2 separate regions of the Homo sapiens genome follow, and region 2 is linked to region 1. Evidence: chromatin loops called from intact Hi-C (ENCODE). Cell type or tissue: dorsolateral prefrontal cortex. All regions are shown on one strand. Links, peaks and the distances in the headings refer to the core of each region. The heading gives the core; the rest is flanking DNA. Region 1 holds the start of LOC101927888 (a long non-coding RNA gene). Region 2 overlaps CDYL (chromodomain Y like).

Region 1 (7,694 bases), core at 965-5,964:
TTCAAAAGGAGCACGGGGCAAGTGCTCCCAGCGCCTCATGGCTACAGAGCCCTGGGCAGTGGCACCGGCCGCCTGAGACATGCCCCTGGGACATCTGGGTTTCCTCTGCCCATTTCTCCATGCTGTAAACAAAGAGTGGTCACTGGGTTGCCACCTACCCACAACCATGGCCATACATGCCACCCAGCAGTGGCATGAGTCAAGCCCTATCCCATTCCGTAGGGCAACAAAGCCTGCTAGAAAATCAGAGCCAGTGCTTATGGTTTTCTGCAAAACAGGTAAGATGGCAGGTGAGTTCCTCCAGCCTTTCAGCATCATGCTCACAGTCCCTTCTCTCCGCTCCAGATGACCCTAAGTGTCAGCCCAGCGATGGCGCACAAATCCAAGGATGTCACCCAATTCTACTGATGGCTGAAGTGGGTCTGCCCCCCGAAACAACTCTGGACAGTTTTCTGTCACTCCTGTGACCTCTCCTTTCTCCAGCTATCACCTGTTGGTGGTCCCTGATTCCAGACAATGAGTCAGGGACCCAGAGGGAGAGTCAGCGTAATCCCCGACCTCAAAGGAAAACCTAGACATGAGGGACAGAGACACAGGAGAAACAGCAAAAGAGACAGAGCCAGACAGAGAGACATGCAGGAGACTGCGAGATGGCAAGACAGAGAACCAGAGGAAGAAAGGTAGAAAGAGAGGTGAAGAGAGAAAGACAGGTAAAATAAGGAGAGGGAGGAAAGAGAGCAAATTGAAAAGGATTTTCTTTCTTTTTTCTCTCTGGTGGCTTGAAAGTTCTTTGAAATGATTCATTCTCTGTCCTCTTCAGACAGCAGCAATCAGCCCATGCTCATGTGCAACCTCGAGGAAGCCTTCCTGGCTCAGGGGAGGAATGTGCTCTTTGTCGCTCTCTGGCCATTGGCTGGCCCCTGAGGGCTCCAGGGCGCCCCTGATAACTACATTTAGACAGGCAGTCACAAGCCTGGGGACTGCAGGCACAGTGAGGAAGGTAGGGAAGGGTCTCTCCAAGACAGGCCCACCAGGAGCCCCCACTGGGAATAATGCAGCCCCTCTCAGGGGATGGAGTGTCTGGAATTCCATGGCTGAGGTGCAACAGGTGACTGAAGGTTTGAGGAGGCAACGCTGCCACTCACAGTCAGAAGCAGAGGGGATGAGATGGCCAGATGTGATTGGAATCAGACACAGTGAGGTTTGAATCCTCACTCTGTCCTTTTTGTTGTGTGGCCTGTGTGACAGGTCCCACAGCCTCTCCAGCCTCTGTGGGAAGAAGGATCATCTGATGCCTATGTAATAGAGTTGCTGAAGGAGTGGAAGCAGCTTTGACATTATCAGTGGAACCCACCAGTGCAGACTGCTTCACCAAGGGCACCTGAGGCAGCAGATCTGAGGATTAGGGACGTAGGGAGCTGAAGCCTGGCTGGAGAGGTGGTGCGCACAAGAACCCCCACATTCCCCGACAGGAGCCTGAAAAAGGTAAGTGGCAGCCAACATAGGTTTCACAGCCAAAAGTGGAGGATTTTATGCAGCAGGCCAGTTCTCTGAAAGCCCACTTGTGAAAGGATACGTTCTGGGGATACCCACTCCACCTACTTACAAAAAGCCTGTTTGAAGGGAGAGGCTTTCTGGCCATACTTGGTGAATTTATATATATTTGTCAGGCTGGGCACGGAGACACAAAAATTAGCCAGGCATGGTGGCACGCGCCTGTAGTCTCAGCTACTCAGGAGGCTGAGACAGGAGAATCGCTTGAACCCAGGAAGCAGAGGTTGCAGTGAGCAGAGATCGCTCTACTGCACCCCAGCCTGGGTGACAAAGCAAGACTCGTTCTCAAAAAATAATAATAAAATAAAATAATAAAATAAATATATTCGCCTTGTGCAATATTTCAATGCTTGGCAAGGGAAGTTTTTAATTTTTAACTAATTTCTTTCTAGTCCTTGGTAAAGCCATTTTCTGTCTTGCCTACATTTTAGCTTTTTAAAAACCCTTTCTCCAGTTTTACTGAATTGACTGATTTACCCCCCAAAAAAGTTTGTTTTAGTTTTTTATAAAATTTCTAGCAATAGATTGGGAATGGCAGAGGGAAGGGAAGACTAAGAGACAGAGGAGGAGTAGTCTGAGGGTCAAAGAGGGGCAGTTTGGTCACCAGCCTCCAGTGAGTTCTACCTTTGGGTCTCCCCTTCCTTGTGTCATCCTCTTCCATGCTGGATAGGAATGATTTGTGTAACCAAGAGGACAATGCAGAAATAACATAGCAGTTTCCCCCTTCCTCTCTCTTGGATCACTTACACTGGGATAGCAAGACGCCATGTTGGGAGGACACGGAAGCAGTTCTAGGGAGAGGAGCACATGGCAAGAAGCCAAGGCCTCCTGCCCACAGCCGGTGAGTAGCCATCTAGGGGGTAGATGTTCCAGCTCCAGTCTCAAATGACAAATCACCTTAATTGTGACCTTACAAGAGACTCCAAGCCAGAACCATCCAGCTAATCTGCCCCTGAACTCCTGACCCACAGAAATTATGGGAGATAATAAATACTTGTTGTTCTTTTAAGCCATTAAATTGGGGGATAATTGGTTCTGTAGGCAGACAGAGGAGGACTCTGAAAAGCAAAGGAGGATTTGAGGGACCCAGATCCCTGCAGTCCTGACTTCCCATGGCTCTCCTGGGCCCTGTCTACGCATCTGAATGAATTGCTATAAGCTTCATAAGCAGCTGAAAGGAATATATATTTTATAAGTTGGAAAATTTGATGAATTGGTCATTATGGAAATAGATCCTTAGATGAATTGACTTTCAGTGAATTAGTTTTCTGTGAGTAACCTAGAGCTGGAATATCTAGAGTGTTTTTATATTTTTGAATCATAGAGCCAGGGTTTTAGAAAGCATTTCACCTGAGAGATGTTAAGGTGAGGCTGATATAAATAAGTATCAAAGTAGTAGTAGCTGAGACAGAGGTTTGGGAGACATAATATCCTCTGTCCCCTCTCTCTCATTCTCATTACATTTATCTGGGTCATTGTAAGGCAAATGTAATAAACTCCCTATCCATGGATGACAATACTTATACTTTTTTATTTTTGGTAATCTGTGATTATGTTTGGGAATAAATTTGCCTCTACAGGATGATGATAAGAATGTAATTTGCAGATAGAATAAAAACAGAAATTGGATTCATAAATAATGTCTCCACAGATGCTTAAAAGATGAAAATTCTACTACTTTCACTAACATGTGGAAGCCTAGTTTCTTTTGCAGATACCCTGTGATTGCCAGCAAGTAAACCAGATGCAATTGTGGTTTCCGTGAAGCACAGCTGGAAAACTGCTGCCCCCACGGAGGAAGAGGAAGATGGGAAGATGGTGGTTACTGCACACCAGGCACCAGCCTCGGGGCTATGAGCTGTACAAACATTACCCATTTTATCCTCGTGACCATGTTCTGAGAAGGCTGTCAATGATCTCACTTTATACATGGGGAAATTCATGCAGACAGAGGCTGACTAAATTGCCATGGTCACTCAGCTAGTAGGAACTGGAGCTGTAACTTGAACCCGGGTCTTTTGTTTCTGTGGCTCCTGGTAGCACATGCCGGGCTTGAAGTGAGATCCGGAGGATGTTGGAAACAACGTGTTCCCCATCATGAAAGTCCTTATGATACCTTATGATGCAGAGTTGGCAGCCAGGAGCAGGGGCTTCCAGAAGCATGGCTGACCCTTGTTGGGATCTCGCTCCTGTGAGCCTTGGAACGTCTAGGGAGAAAGAGCAGCCAAATTTAGAGCTGCAGGAGCTTTGAGATGCAGCTCAGGCATCATCTCTGGGAAGTCTTTCCTGGAACCACAGCCTGGGCCCTGTACCTGATTCCCAGCCCCTGTGGCTCTTTTTGCATTTGCTGCCTCTTTTCACAATTCTGTCTCCTTATGTCTTCCACTCTACACGCAAGCCCCTTGAGGGCAGGACCATGACTCAGTCATCCTGTACCCTAGCACCCACCCTGGGTCTGCATCTGGAAGGAGCTCACTAAGTGATTATTGAGCCAAACTGAACTGTAGCAGGAGTGAGCAAAGCTAATTCATGGGTGCAGAATGGGAGCACAGAGCTGCCAGAATCCAGAGACAACTGTAACTGTCCCGGCACAGGGGGCTTCAGGCCGCGGTGAGAGCCACTGAAAGCAAGAGAGCCAGGTGGTGGCTCAGTTCACACTGAGTCCTGCTGAAGAAATAGGCACATCGTGTGTGTTAAAATCAGCACCCCATGCACCTGTAGGAAGAGACTGAGGCACCCTGGAGGCCCCTCCCAATAATTAAAAGGCCCTCTGGGGCCTGTGGGAGCCCTAGCTGATGAAATCACAAAGGCCTCAGCCTCTAAAGTGTTTCCAGTAAAATGCTACCAGGATTTTCCTCCCTTAAATCTGGATGAAAGGGCTGTCTGTGCTACAAAGTGCACACCTGGCGTTGATACGCAGTCTCTTGCTGCCTGTTAACTAACCCACCAGCCGACAAGTTCTGCCCACTGGCAGGAGCAAGGACTTATAAAAAATAGTGCCTCCCTCCCAAGGGCTTATGAGCTGGTTAAGTGCAGAGGACAAATAGAATGAAAGAAAAGGCAATCTCGGCATAGTATTTAGTTAATTCTTCTCTCTCTCTTGTTCCCTCTCTCTCCTTTCTCTCTTCCTCCCTCCTTTCTATGACTTGTCCTCTCCACACAACTCCTTTTCCGTTTTCCCTCCCCTGCCTCCCCACCTTCTTTCTTGACTTCCCATCTTGCTCCCTTTCTTCCTGCCTGCCCATCTGCTTTCCTTTCTTATCTCTGGTGCAAATTCTGCATATAGTCGCTCTCCTCATTTCATGACAGGCTGTCTTCATCAGTTTCTGAGTTCTTTTGTTATTTTATAAAATATTTTACATGCTGTCCTCAAAAAATCCCCTCCCCCAGAAAAGGCCCATTCAAAAGTACTTACTATACGTCCTTAGATAGGCAATGATCTCTGAAATATATATAGGCTTGCTCTATATGTGTTTTTGTAAGTGTACTTTTCTTTCATTAAATATGCAGATCTTAATTGTACAGTTTGAGGTGTTTTGACAAAGGTATATACCAGTAAAACCACCACCCCAACCAAGGTACCGAACACTTTCATCTCTCTGGAAAGTCCCCTTGTGCCACCTTCCAGTCAACTCTCACCCTCCAGAGGCACCCACTGTTCAGATTTCTACATGCATTTTGCCTGTTGCTGAACTGGAACCTCACAGCCTTTTACGTCTGGCTTCTTTCACTTAACATAATGTTTTTAAGTCATCCATGTAGTTCATTCTTTTTTTTGTTGCAGAGCAATATTCCATTGTGTGAATGGATGTACTTTATCCATCAACAGTTGATGAAGTTGGGTTGGTGGCACTTTTTGGCTATCGTGGGTAATGCTGCTCTGGATGTTTCTGCACAAGTCTTTATTGTGGACATGGGTTTCCATTTCTTCTGGGCAAATGCCCAGGAACAGAATTGCTGATTCATTAGGAAGTTATATGTTTAACTTCATAAGAAACTGGAAAACCGCACTCCACAGTGTTCATGCTATTGCACATTGCCCCCAGTGCCATGTGAATGTTTCATTCTTGGGGTCTAGAATATCTTACTGCAGTTTTAATTGGAAGTTCTCTGATGACTTTTGATAGAGTATCTTTTCATGTGCTTATTGGTTATTTATTTCTTCTTTAAAGAAGAGTCTAGATCCTTTTCCCATTTAAAATTGCATTGCTTCTATTTTTACTGTTGATTCTTAGAAGTTCTTTACATATTTTAGATTTATATACAGTAAATATTTTCTCCCAGTCCATGGCTTGCCTTTACCTTTTCTTAATGGTGTCTTTTGATTAACCAGACATTTTAAATTTTCATGAAGCCTATTGTATCGGGGGTTGTTTTTGTTTGTTCATTTATGGTTAGTACTCTTTTTGGTGCTAGCCAGGAAAACTTTGCCTACATTCTCCTAAGCTCATGAATATATTTTTCTATATTTGTTTCTAGGACATTTATAATTCAAACTTTTATGTTCTAGCCTATCACTCATGTATAGTTATGTATAGTATAAATAAGGATTGAAGTTCATTTTTCTTTCCATATACTTATCCAGTTATTCCAGCACCATTTGTTGAAAACACTTTCTTTCCCTCATTGAATTTCCTTGAAGCTTGTGCTCATAACTTATATAACGAGTATTGCGTTACAATTTCCATTATATTTCTTAATTTTTCACTTAACACAATGTTTATATGATCTATCCGCAATGCTGTATTCAGTCATTTGAATTCACTCATTCATTTTATCATTCAATAAATCTGCAGTGGTGAAGAAAACAGAACATGGCTTTATTCTCATGAAATTTATAATCTAGTGAGAGATATTGGCCAAAAAAATTATACACACACACCCAGGTAATGATAAGAGCTATAAAGAGAAATAAAGCAAGACAAACAGGAAGAGATTTAACGGGAGGTGCTATTTAAATCGGGCAATGGGTCAGGAAACCTTGCTCCTGGTCCTGACATTGGAGGAGAGAGCCATGGGCTCATTCAGCCTTGAGTTGAGCAATTGCTTCCAGAAGAGCTAAAAGGCCAGAGGGCCCAAAGGGTGGCAGATGAAGGGGTGAAGGGCAAGAAATGAGATCAAGGACCACATCATATACGACCCTAGAGGCCAAGGTAAGGACACTGGATTTTGTTTTAAGAATGCTGGGAATCCACTGGAGGGTTTTGAGTGGGAGAGTGATATGATATCATTTGTATACTTAAAGTATTTGGATACAAAGAAGAAGGGGGTGAGGAGAATGGACGTGGGAGGGCAAGTAAAGCAGGAATCGCCATGAGCAGGGAGATATGATGTGGCCTGGGCCAGGGTGAGAGTAGTGGATACATTCAGAAGTGGTCATATCCTGATAGACTTTGAAAGTAGAGCTGATGGATTAAATATGAAGTGGAGAGGGAAGATGAGGACTCAAGGGTAACAATAATAAAGTGTGGCACATTCAGGAAGGGACAGGTTTGAGGGAGGAATAGCAAGTGTGATTTTAAAGAGTTTGAGTTTGGGAGGCCTGCTAGTGATAGAAATGGAGATGTTAAAGAGGCTATTGTGTATAGAAGCCTGGAATCCAGGCGGGGAGGCTGTGGTCAGAATCAAAAGTTTGGGAGTCATTAGTGTGCAGATAATATTTGTGAAATCACAGAACTAAGAGATCACTTACAAAGTGAGTGACCCTGGAGGAAGAGTCTGAGGACGCTCCACTGGGGAGGCTTCACTATTCTGAGGTTCGAAGCATGGGAGGAGCACCCAGCCAAGGAAGCTGAGGACGTAAAGGAAAAGCCAAGAGGCGGTGGGATTCCATGAGCCAGGTGGAGGGAGTGTCTGCATAGGAGAGCCTGCCCCAATGTGCTGGAAGCTCTTACCAGGTGGAGGTAAATCAGGGCAGAGAATTGCCCTCGAGATTTGTCCCTGTGGGAACATTGCTGACCTTCGAGATGTCAGGCTTGAGGAAGTGGCAGGACGGGAGACTATTTGGAGTGTGTACTGGAAAGAAAACAAGTGTTGAGGAAAGACTGACGGTAAATAGGTTGAGCAGCTCTAGTCCGAAAATCTGAAATGATCCAAAATCTGAAATGTTTTGAGCACCGACATGATACCACAAGTGAAAA
Region 2 (7,694 bases), core at 1,264-6,263, 460 kb before region 1:
GAGGATCAAACAACTTTTAAAAGTAGCACCCTCTGAGAAGGCAGAACATAATCTCTTTCTTTAACTCATGCTAGTTGAGAAATCATTTCGGAACTGATGCCTGAACTGAAATCTTGTGAAGTAGGAGTTAGGAAGTACAATGCAAACAACAAAAGGCAAAGGGTAACCCATCACACACTTAGACAACTATGCATTATGTCATTATCCCGTAGGCAAGGGCGAGTCATAAAGGCAAAAATAAACACACACACATACACCAAGATCAAAGTCAAAAGCCAACGGGGAGAAAGTATGTCCAAGAAACATCACCAAGGACTAATATAATACCCCTACCATACAAAATATCACCAAGGACTAATATAATACCCCTACTATACAAAATATCACCAAGGACTAACATAATACCCCTACCATACAAAATATCGCCAAGGACTAATATAATACCCCTACCATACAAAGTATCGCCAAGGACTAATATAATACCCCTACCATACAAAGTATCGCCAAGGACTAATATAATACCCCTACCATACAAAGTATCGCCAAGGACTAATATAATACCCCTACCATACAAAGTATCGCCAAGGACTAATATAATACCCCTACCATACAAAGTATCGCCAAGGACTAATATAATACCCCTACCATACAAAGTATCGCCAAGGACTAATATAATACCCCTACCATACAAAATATCGCCAAGGACTAATATAATACCCCTACCATACAAAATATCACCAAGGACTAATATAATACCCCTACCATACAAAGGATCACCAAGGACTAATATAATACCCCTACTATACAAAATATCACCAAGGACTAATATAATACCCCTACCATACAAAGGATCACCAAGGACTAATATAATATCCCTATCATACAAAGTACTCTTAAAAACTGGCAATCCCACATCTAAGAAACTATCCTGAAGGCAGGCCTCCAACAGTATAAAACTACACATCCACAAGTTTATTCATTGCAACACCGTTTATAATTACAAACACCAGAAACATTCTAAATGCCATACATAGGAGAGTGGTTGAATAAACTATGGTACATCCACACGAAGGAGTGGCTATTTTTTAAAATGAAGATGATCTTTAAGAGCTGATGTGAGTGATTTCCAAGACATATTGATAAGTGAAAAAAGTCAAGTGCAGAAGAGTATCTTATACCATACTACCTGCTCTTTTTTTTAAGAAAGATAATGCAATAAAATACATATGTATCTGTTGATTTGCACAAAACATACATGAAAGACAAACTAGAAACTAAAGAGACTGGTCACCCACAGAGGGTGGGTAGAAAAGGAGTGGAGGGCGTACAGAATGGGAATGGGAAAGCTGGAACGAGGAGGCTTTTCTGAGTGTATACCCTGGTGCACAGCTCTCACGCTTGGAAGCCACATCAATATTTCACACATCCAAAACACACAATGACAATCAACCAGGATGTGTGTATGGGGAACAAAAAAATGGAATCCAAGCAGTAACAAATTAATCTAACTCAATTACAAATGAATAAAATAACCACATTGAAGGAGGTGAAAAGAAAAAGCAATCTTGGAAAACAGTATTTTGACTGGGACACCATAAAGCTAAAGACAAAAAGAGCCGTACACAAAATCTATATTCTTGGACTTTAAGAGTCAGCAAACCATGTCCATAAAGGGTCAGACAGTAAAGCTTTTCAGCTTTGGAGGCCATATGGTCTCTCTCGCAACCATGCGTGATATATAAACAAATAGGCGGGGCTGTGTTCCAATAAAACTTTATTTACAAAAACATCAAGCGGGCCAGATTGAACCCATGGGCTACAGTTCACTGGCATGTGTTCTAGTTAATAAAGCTGCTTCTCAGAGGGATTTGGGTTAGCAAATTTGAAACTACTTTGATGTTATACTAGAGTTGAGCAAATGAGTAAATGTATTACAGACAGCGGAGTATGGATTTCTCACTGCTGGAGAAAGGAGTTAACAATTAAGGAAAAGAAGAAGGTTAGAATGAATGCTATGGTGTTAAACTGGAAATGGAATTCATCAATAGGAACTCATTTTTAACTGCATATGCAGAGAGATCCATATATAGATGTGCAGGTTTGTGTGGGCTAAGATACAGGCATGCACTTCCAAGCTTTGTCCTCCTAGAGGTTCGAGAGGCAACGGCAACAAGCACGTGTTGCCCCGCATGTGCATTTCTAAATGCCGTTTGCCAATAAAATGAAACAGTGCTCCCTCAAGTGCCTGACTCCAGAGCTGGAGCAAAGAAAATTCAAGATGCACCCTGAGTGTCCTGTGGTAGCTGAAAATAAGAAATTGGGAAAACATGATGAAAGGACATAGGACCCAAACTGCAGGAGCTTCCAATGACCAAAGCTACGACAATCTGAGTAACAGAATAAGAATACTGGATTATAATACATAGAGTTAAAAAAAAATCTAAGTGCATAAAGACATAAATGAGCCCGGCGCGGTGGCTCATGCCTGTAATCCCAGCATTTTAGGAGGTGGAGGCAAGTGGATCGCTTGACCCCAAGGAGTTCAAGACCAGCACGGGCAACATAGCAAGACCCTATCTCTACAGAAAAAAATTAAAAATTAGTCAGGTGTGGTGGCACATGCCTGTAGTCCCAGCTACTCAGGAGGCTGAGGCAGGAGGATTGCCTGAGCCCAGGAGGTAGAGGCTGCAGTGAGCCACATTCACACCACTGCACTCCAGCCTGGATGACAGTGCAAGAGCCTATCTCCAAAAAAAAAAAAAAAAAAAAAAAAAAAAAGACATGAATGAATGATATACAGAGAAGGAATAGCTTCTCCTTGCAAAACAACTCCAATTAGCAAATGTGGAAGAAACAAAGGAACAGACAATCACCATTAGGTAAGCACCACAGAACTGCTGCAGGCCAATGGAATGAATGCTAAAGATGGGTAAAAGTTCAAGGAGAAATGCCCTATTTTCACAGTCTCAAAGTTATCGTCCCCAAGATATGTATTAATTACAAAGTGAAAAGTAGTTACTTTATGGTGGAAAAACTTGGCAGACATCCCCGTAACCAAGTGATTACAGTTAATATCACCAGTAATTAGACAACATCATATACCCCATCTATAAGCGACCCACTGAAATGTATGGGCTGAGCTGCAGTCCCCTAAAACTCCTATATTGAAGCCCTAACCATTATAACCTCAGAATGTGACCACATTTGAAGACAAGAGCCTTTAGTGGGGTGACTGAGTTAACATGAGATCTAGAGGGTGAGCCCTAATCTAACATGACTGGTGTCCTCATACGAAGAAATTTGGACACACACAGACACCGGTGCACGCACGCACAGAGGAAAGAGCGTGTGAGGACACGGCAGAGAGATGTCATCCACAAGCCTCTGAGGGAAGGAAGCCCTCGGGAGAATCCCATCCTGCCCGCACCTTGACCTTGGAATGCACCCTCAGAAACAGTGAGGAAACAAATGTCTGTTGCCTGAGCCACTTGGTTTGTGTATTTTATTACGGCTGCCCAAGGAGACTAACACAGAAGGACACAGTGTTGTGTCTATGGAATTCTGGCCAAAAATGTACTAACCTGACAGAAAACCAGAATTTAGGAACATTTTACAAAAGAACTTAAAGGCACTCTTTGAAAGTGTCCAGATCATCGAAGGAAAGACTGAGGAACCGTCGCAGAAGGAAGGAGCCTAAAGAGACAGGATCTGAATGCAATGCTGGGTCCTGGAACAGAAGAAAGGCATTCATGGGAAAACGTGCAGTGTGAATACAGCCTGCATAGCTCCTCCCAAAGACTTTCCCGGTTTTGGTAACTGTGCTACAATGTTACAGAAGATGTTAACACTCAGGAAGTTGGAGGAGTGGTATTTGAGAATGCTGTATCATTTTTACAACTTTGCTGCGAAACTCTAAAACTACTGCAAAATAAAAAGTTGAAACACTTTCTGTTTGACAGCCATGAAGATCCTCTGGTAGGGGGATGCCAGAATGAATTTCACATTTTGGAAAGATGGCTCTGGGAGCAGCGTGGAGGAGGTGTGAAGGTGCTGCTTCTCAGATGCAGACCTCGCCCTGCCCTGCTCTGAAATCCTGGGTGACGCTTGATGCCAGGCTTTGCCAACAGAGGGTGCTGGAGGGACTGCAAGCATTCCTTTTCTTCTCCAGCATGTGGTTTTCCAGGTGGCACAGCCGGTGGGTCGGCATGCAGGGCCCCTCCTGCTGACCTCAGAGGACTTTGTGGATGGCCACTCTGTCCAGCACTGGCAGGTCTTGCGTCCCTGCGGCATGTACACCCGCTCCCTGCGGTCGAATCTCAGCAGCAGGCAGGCTGCGCTGCTCTCAGCTCCTTCCTCATGCTCCTGCGCCAGCGGCTTGCTGCAGCTGCCCCTCTGTACACATCTCCTTTCAGCCCCTCTGGTGAGTTTTACATGTCCACTTGACTGCTGAAGGGATGCCCAGATGGGTAGCTAGTAAAACATTATTTCTGGGTTTGTCTGTGGGGGTGTTTCTGGAAGACACTGGCATTTGAATCAGTGAACTAAGGAAAGAAGAGCCGCCCTCTTAAGCCTCTTAGGCATCATCCAATCCACTTAGAGCCTGGAGAGAACAAAGAGGTAGACAGAGGAAGGGCAAATCCCCTTTCCCTCTTCATGAGCCAGGATCCATTTCTCTTGCCCTCACACGTCACTGCCCCTGGTTCCCGGGCCTTCAGTCTCCCACTGGGACTTTACGCCACTGGCTCCCCTGGCTCTCAGGACTTCGGGTTTGGGCTGGAACTCCACCACCACTTTCCGGGGCCTCCAGCTTGCAGAAAGCAGATCATGGGACTTCTAGGCCTCCATCATTGCATAAACAAATCCCTATAATAAATCTGGTTCTATATATCTCTCTCTAACCTATGGGTTCGTTTCTCTGGAGGATCCTAAACACCTCTCCAACAATTCTATGAAATTTCCGCCATTCGAATTACCAGTGTGGCTCTGAGCCCTGATGGTACCTTGCCTGATTCGAGTTCTAACATTTCTTTCTACTTTCAAGTTCTAACATTCTTTCTACCAAGCATATGCTTTTTTTTCCCCCAATGGGGAGCAGAATAGAGTTTCACTACTAAGTTACTTAGATTACATGAGTTCCCATGTTTGGTTCTAAAAGTTTCTAAAAGTAAAGCAAAACTTACTCTTAAGTTTAGAGTAAAAAGCTAATTCACTGACTGATGAGCATATACTAGTTTTTAGTGTTTTGAGATCAATGGTTTATATATTATTCCTATTCAAAAGCACCATCTAGTCTGTTTTCTGGGTTTTTGTTTTTTGGGGTTTTTTTGGTCTGATTTAGAAATCTGATTCAAACTAGCTAACACCGTTAACCATGCAGCTACTATGAACAATTTCTCCCTCTTTCTTCTCTTATTTAAAACAAGTGTAACCTGGAACACTCAGATAAAAGTATAGAAATGGGACAGATGCATGCGCTACATGGGCCAAGAGTTCTGTGACATTTTCCACGTTTGTGTTTTAAGTGATGGACTAAAAAAGCCTTCCAGTTATTAAGTCTAATTACTCTTCTTGAATGTTAATTTGCCATTAAAAGACATTTTTTCAAACAACCTAAAATTTCCACCACTGGTCATGAGTAGGAGAATGGACCCAGACGGACGTGCAGACAGTTCCTTTTAGCAGCGGTCTCTATGACAGTCAAGTTTGAAAAACAGTGCCAGGGTCTAGAAACCGCAGAGCGAGGGCCATTCTGTTATTTACAGCAGTGGGGCGAGAGTGATGAGCAAAATAAGCCTCCAAGGCCATCGTTTCCTACTGATGGGGAGGAAGAGCAGGGCCCTGGGCATCAGAGAACAAGCTCTCTCTGGCTCCCAGGCCACTGGCCTGGAGATGCGGTCGTAAGACAAAGGTCTTTATTTTGAGATCTGAACTGTACTTCTATTTCAACACTTAACCAAAGACTCATTCTCTTCAGCTCTAAAAGTGGTGACTAATGCCTGCCCTGCAGTGATGTGGGGAGCCTAGGAGCTAGGTTCTTAGGCAGCGCCCCGCACTTCAACATGACTGAATAATGGCCTTCTCTTGGTCTCAGGCCCACCATTCTCGTGGGTGAAACTGGAGGTTGGCTGACTGGGCGAGGCCACTGCTTAGGACCTTCCTCCTGTAAAACAGGGGGAGTGGCCTCAGCTCTCCCAGACCTCATAACACAAGTGTTACACTTTTCCTCTTACTTCTGTCCACACTGGTTAGTCTGTAAATAACTGACAGCCCAAGTTTCATAAAATTATGGACCTTGACTGGTTTCCTAAAGAGAGCAAACTCTTAAAACATGCACGGCAAACAAAGTATTTTAAAAATCAAAAAGACTTAGGAGAGCAAAAAAAAAAAAAAGCACGCTACGCCATGAGACACATAAGCTATTTTTAAAAAGAAAAGTTTTAAAAAATATAATTTACACCACCAATATAAGGACAAAGGTACCCCCAAAATTCCTCCTAGTACAAAAAACACACATACACACATAGAGTTGGATAAAATATCTTTTAACTACTTTTAAAAATACATCATTTACAAGCTAGAATGAAGAGAAGTCATCAGGAAAATAAAGATGAAAACTAAAAAAAAAAAAAAAAAAAATCAGGAAAGTGAGCCAAGTCTGAAGCCAGGAGATATCCCGAGGCCACGTGCTGATGCTGGACAGGGACACAGAGCCACAGTGACGGGGCTGTAAGGTCAGATTAGAGCCCACGCAGACAGGCAAGGTCAGGGGCTACACTCTCAAGTGAAAGGGCAACCAGGGAACAGAGCCCACACCTGTCTATCGTCTGTCAATCCTGTTACTGGAGAAAGTTGGTGAGAGAATCCTGAAAGAATTCTCATCCATGCCCCAGGCTTCAGAGCAGGATAAAATCTGCTTCACTTCAAGGCAGATGGAGGAGAATGGGGACAGCAGAGGAGGTGCAAAAATTGCCCAATCCCTCAAATCTTGAGATAATAGCCAAGAGAAAACTAAGTGACTGGAAAGGGATGATAAATGGGCAAAAGCTGCAGGACCAGGTGGATGAGGATCTGTGCAGAGGAAGCAGAGGATAGCAACAGGGTGTCTGATGGATGGGAGCAGAAGAACCCTGACACTGTCAACAGGCACCTCACAGGAAAACTCAGGGAGCCAGCTGAGAATAGCAGCCAAAACTAGAAGGGTCTTTGCACACTTCCATCTATAGGTGGATGCAAGTGATCACAGCCAGGTCCGAAGGGACTGCAGCAGTCTAAGGCTGAAGGGCTCTTGAAACTAGCCAGCCAAAGCCTCCTTCTACTAAGAAAAACTGCTGGGAACAGAACAGCAATGGAGCAGGAAAGGGATAGTGTGGGGTGGGGGACGCAATGGAAAGAGAAGGTCTAGCCCAGATGGATGGGGAAGGAGAGGAATGGGAGGACAGCCCTTGAGCTCAAAAGGTACCAGGCCACACTGTCAAGTACTTAGTGAGATGCCGGAAAAGAGAATCCTGTGGCCTCTGAAAACCTCTCCCGCCCACCCTCCCTGCACAAGTGCACACAACCTAATTTCAAATAAAAAGAAGAACAGAAAAAGGATGGTGGCTGACTCTCATACAAACTTATCTCAAGGGAAAAAAAAAGAACAAAATAAACTGAATAATGACCCTAAAAGCAATGAAAGCACAACAGAAAGACAC

The links. Hi-C counts contacts between places; a loop is a spot of excess contacts. Peaks named below come from ENCODE experiments on the same cell type or tissue, not always from the same donor. Only the 100,000 strongest peaks of a DNase experiment are listed, where the experiment ranks them.
Region 2: a loop joins it to region 1, with 2.1 times the contacts of the local background. A loop is called at or near these places in 3 of 110 quality-filtered maps.

Annotation. Positions count from the first base shown.
Region 1 is chr6:4,340,424-4,348,117 of GRCh38, reverse strand. LOC101927888 (a long non-coding RNA gene) reads left to right here and starts at 956. Exons shown (of 4, transcript NR_187665.1): 1 at 956-1,108; 2 at 1,249-1,485; 3 at 2,312-2,395; 4 at 3,269-6,364. In dorsolateral prefrontal cortex, for the core only: no CTCF peak of the experiment used is centred there; no DNase peak of the experiment used is centred there.
Region 2 is chr6:4,802,676-4,810,369 of GRCh38, reverse strand. The region is part of intron 1 of CDYL (chromodomain Y like); the gene reads right to left. Among named protein-coding and RNA genes, the nearest start is that of CDYL, 30 kb to the right of the region's middle. In dorsolateral prefrontal cortex, for the core only: CTCF peaks have their summits at 3,903 and 4,106 (motif pointing right); a DNase peak (open chromatin) is centred at 4,129; H3K4me3 peaks cover 430 bases.